Linked DNA regions of Homo sapiens: region 2 is linked to region 1. A link is an interaction called in ENCODE POLR2A ChIA-PET data of the cell type or tissue named here. Cell type or tissue: OCI-LY7. All regions are shown on one strand.

Region 1 (2,500 bases):
TACTTTATTTAAAAAAATTTTTTTTAGACAGGGTTTCAGTCTGTCACCCTGGCTGGAGTGCAGTGGCACCATCATGGCTCACTGCAGCCTCGACCTCCCAGGCTCAAGTGATCCTCCTGCCTCAGTCTCCTAAGTAGCTGGGACTACAAGTGCACACCACCATGCCCAGTTAATTTTCTTTTTTTTTTGTAGAGACAGGGTTTCACCATGTTATCCAGCTGGTCTCGAACTCCCGAGCTCAAGCAATCTGCCTGCCTCAGCCTCCCAAAGGGATAGGATTACAGACATGAGCTACTGCACCTAGCCTCACCATGTACTGTTTGCTGTTGTTGTTGTTGTTTGAGACAGAGTTTCACTCTTATCACCCAGGCTGGAGTGCAATGGTGTGATCTTGGCTCACTGCAACCTCTGCCTCCCAAGTTCAAGCAATTCTCCAGCCTCAGCCTCCCGGGTAGTTGGAATTACAGGCGTGTGCCACCATGCCCGGCTAATTTTGTATTTTTAGTAGAGACAGGGTTTCTCCATGTTGGTCAGGCTGGTCTCGAACTCCCAACCTCAGGTGATCCGCCCGCCTTGGCCTCCCAAATTGCTGGGATTACAGGCGTGAGCCACCACACCCGGCCCTCACAATGTGCTTTCTTATAAGTCAAACTCTACCAGGTAACTTATAAATCGTAAATGAATCCCACTCCAAATTTCTGAATTATTCCAGTTTTTATGTGACATTTTTGATGGGATAAATGAGCATTAGTAGTAAATGTGCTATATTGAAAGAGAAACACAAAAAATGGGAGAATGAACATGAATGTATTATTTTTCTAATATATTGAGTGTGGGAGTCTTAAACCTTCCAATTATTAAAAGGGTCAATGATGGATCCAGTAGTTTAAATTATAATGTTAATATTTGGGCCTGGAAATATATTTTTAAATTATTTATATTCAATCAGCTTTAAAATATTGTAAAACTAGAAAACTGTAATTCAAATTATCTTCTTGTAACATCACTGCTTTAGGAAGTTTCTAGTTCCAAGTAAGATGGAGTGAGCAAATCCCAACCTATCTCTCCTACTGAATGTAGCTATTAACCTGGAAAGAATGCATGGCTCCCAAACTTGAGGACTGAAAAGTAAATCGAAACAGAAAGGTTGGAGAAGAAGGCATGAATATGAAGTACCACTGAACATGCAGAGAGCTTACCATTTTTTCCCCTCTGATATCCCTAGTCTGGACTTGTGCAGCCCAAAAGCCTGAAGTCCAAATCAGTGTGGACAGAAAGAGCTCCAGGAGAAGGCTTCTAGATCTGGCTTGAGGGGTGGAAAAAGAGTTTCCTAATATACAGACAAAGTGGGGGAAATCTCATGTGCTTTGTTTTTTGTTTTGTTTTGTTTTTCTTTTCTCCATTCTCTAGCACCCAAACCTCAAGTAATCCTATAAAAGCAGAAGTGAAAATGACATTAATGGTAAGAGGAGCAGGCAGGTGCCTAAAACTTTGAGAAAAGAGAACTTTCCTCTCTGATCAGAGGTGCTGTGTTCCCAAAAATCAGAGTAGGGTAAATGGCAAACCCCCACTGCTTTCTTTTTTCATCTCTGTCCTCCCACTGCCTCGCTCCAGACATAAGCGTAGTTACGGAAAGTGAACAGAAAAGTAGCGTATGTACTTGGCTGGGCACAGCAGCTCATTCCTATAATCCCAGCACTTTGGGAGGCCGAGGTGGGAGGATCACTTGAGCCCATGAGTTCGAGACCAGCCTGGGCAACACAGTGAGACACTGTCTCTACAAAAAATACAAAAATCCGTTGGGTGTGGTGGTGCGTGCCTGTAGTCCCAGCTACTCAGGAGGCTGAGGTGAGAGGATCTCTGGAGCCCGGAGGTCAAGGCTGCAGTGAGCTGAGATTGCACACCTCAGCCTGGGCAACAGAGAGAGACTCTGTCTCAAAAATAAAATGAAAAACAAAACCCAAGTTTTCTGATCAGAGAACTATAAAAGGGAGCCCCAAGGAATTGGGATAAAACTAGGAAATTGAGTAGAGGAAGGAGCAAAAGTTTATGATTTCTGAGGTAACTCCCAAGCTGTACATGTGTGGATCTGATCCTCAACACTGTACCACAGGCTGTGAGAACTGAACTACACAGTTCCTGCCTCAGACCTTGACTGACCACTGGGTCAAGAACATTCAGGACTGATCCAAATAACACTGCAAAGCCTTTAAAAACAGAACTGATATTAAAATTACAACCTAGAGAAGTCTAATTGGAGTTTACAGTCTAATCCCAACCTGACTGATTATGGCTAACACAAAAATGTCAACATTCACTCCAGGATTTAAACAAAACCTCTAGTCTCGTAGCATAATATTCAAAATATCCAGGATACAATCTAAAATTACTCAGCATTTGAGAAACCAGAAAAATCTAAACTGGGAAAAGATAATTGATAGACACTAACACTAAGATGACACAGATGTTGGCATTATCTGACAAAGACATTAAAGTAGGT
Region 2 (2,500 bases), 1.4 Mb before region 1:
GACTCTAAAGGGATATAAAAGAAATTTCTGGGATATTCTATAACTTTTTTGATCACATGGGCATATACAATCATCAAAATTTATTGAACTAAACACTAAAGATCTGTGCATTGTATTGAATATAAGTTATACTCAATTAAAAACTGGAAAGAGCTGTTTTTTTTCTAAGCTGTGTAACTCATTGGTGCTCCAGCAGCCCTGCTGTGGGACCCCCTTTAACAAATACCTCTAACAAAGATTACTAAGGCCTCCCTGTCCATCCCTCCCTCTGCTTTTCCACAGACCACCAGCCTCCGGTACAGCAGTACATGCGAGCACATGGACATGGGGCAGGGCACCAGGGAGAATGGCAAGACACACGATGAATAGACAGAGCCCAGCAGCAGGTCCAAGTTTGTTTACATGTGATGCTACTCTGTGCATTCCAGAAGTACTAGTAAACATTGCAGTGGGGCTGAGGTCATGAATTCTGCAGGTAGGAGTAACAAGCCAGTGAAATGTGTGACTTCATTCATACCCTTACACCGGTGGGTCAGGTTATATGAGAAACCTGAAAAGGTTTAGAAACTCACTCCAATGAGATGACCCCTTACTGTATGTACTTCGTAAGCAACCATCCTCCCCACCTTACCTACTACCTCCTCTACCCAACTGAAAGTTCTAAAACTCATTTCCATCATGTCTTGCATGAATTCACAACATTATTTTCCAAAAGTATATATTCCATAACATTTATAGATACTGATTATTAAAATACAAGTTCACCTAAATGCATTACTGAGTTCATTATATATTTACTCACATAGTAAATGTTTTAAAAGTAGAACTTCTATTGGAGATGTCACAATTTCTTTTTTAATTTTTTTTTTTTTTTTTTTTTTTTTTTTGTGATGGAGTCTCCCTCTGTGGCCCAGGCTGGAATGCAGTGGCATGATCTCAGCTCACTGTAGCCTCTCCCTCCCAGGTTCAAGCAATTCTCCTGCCTCAGCCTCACAAGTATCTGGGACTACACACCACCACACCTGGCTAATTTTTGTATTTTTAGTAGAGCTGTGGTTTCATCATGTTGGCCAGGCTGGTCTCGAACTCCTGGCCTCAAGTGATCCACTTGCTTTGGCCTCCCAAAGTTCTGGAATTACAGTCGTGAGCCACCACACTCGGCTGGAGATGTCAGAGTTATTTTTAATAAGTAATTTTCAGGGGGTTCCTTATACTTGGACAGATACATGGTGTCTGATAGACCTGGATTCAAATTCTGACTCTGCAACTTCCTAGTTACATGACCTTGGGAAAATTACTCAATTTCTTTGACCTTCAGCTTGTCATCTGAAGAAATAGAGATAATGATAGTCCCTACCTATAGCAACTTAAGAGGATTAAATGAAATTAATGAAGGCTTTAACACAGTGTATGACACATAGTATGTGGTCAGTAAATACTAGCATTATTCAATAAAAACTGCAAGGTATACTTAAAAAAAAAGTCCAAGACCTAAGGACTAAATTCTGCTCCTGTGTCCCCACTTCTCCCCACATGATTTGAACATGTTCTTTAACTCTCCGGACCTCCATTTTCTCATATGCAAGATGAGAAGGTTGAGGCCAGCTGTATCAGTGGCTTCAACACCGTTGAGTACCTTTCCTCTGGCATGGAACAAGATGCCCAAGGATGGAAATGTTTATCCTACCATCAACACAATCTAAACTGCAGCAAAATGCCAAAAAACACCAGGGCCAGGGTGACCACAGCTGCCACCCCCTGCCAGTGGCACAGGAAATAAAGAAATGACCCAGGAAAATATCTAGTAAACAGAGATCTTGGACTGTTGAGCTAAGGATAGTCTCTTCCCTTGAGACTGGCAAGTGAGTCAGAAGTTTGTTGGTTGTTTTGTCTTGTTTTGTTTTGTTCTAATCCAAGCAAAGAGGACCTCAGGGATAGGAGAGGAATGAGTCTTTCCAGTGTGCCTTTCCACTCCCATTACTACCTCCTAAGTCAGGCTTTCAGAATCTCTTCTTAGGACAATTGTGAGGGACTCCTAACTTGTCATGCTGCTTCAAGCAACCCTTCCTCCAGCCTATCCTAGATAGCACAGCCAGAGCTGTCTACCCAACGCACAGCATGGATATGCTCTCTCATGCTCAAAATCCTTTCCCAGTGCGCATTAACACTAGACTCGTTCTTCCCTCCACCCAGAGTACCTTCGACATTCTGATCCTTGAAGCCCCAGATCAATTCCTACTGCTTCCAAGAAGCTCATCCTCATGAGTTCTTGGATGAAATAGGGAGTTCCCACTCACTGGAGAATTTCAAGAAGAATGACTCAAGCACATGCTCAGGAATCTTTATTGGTTCTCCATGTTCTATTGAATTAAAAAAAAAAAAAAAAGCTCAAACTGACAGTCAATACAATCTACAACATATACTCACCCAGATTCCCACCCTACTATTCCACCCTACCTGGCCTAGTCCCCTGCTAATCCTGAGAACATGCCTCTATCTC

The links. Peaks named below come from ENCODE experiments on the same cell type or tissue, not always from the same donor. Only the 100,000 strongest peaks of a DNase experiment are listed, where the experiment ranks them.
Region 2: POLR2A ChIA-PET joins it to region 1 with 8 read pairs; 1 of 35 experiments calls an interaction of 5 or more read pairs at or near these places.

Annotation. Positions count from the first base shown.
Region 1 is chr2:61,774,703-61,777,202 of GRCh38, forward strand. No RefSeq gene overlaps it. Among named protein-coding and RNA genes, the nearest start is that of FAM161A, 78 kb to the right of the region's middle. In OCI-LY7, no CTCF peak of the experiment used is centred here; a DNase peak (open chromatin) is centred at 1,459; H3K4me3 peaks cover 848 bases; H3K27ac peaks cover 1,384 bases.
Region 2 is chr2:60,347,556-60,350,055 of GRCh38, forward strand. No RefSeq gene overlaps it. Among named protein-coding and RNA genes, the nearest start is that of MIR4432, 39 kb to the right of the region's middle. In OCI-LY7, no CTCF peak of the experiment used is centred here; no DNase peak of the experiment used is centred here; H3K4me3 peaks cover 134 bases; H3K27ac peaks cover 1,465 bases.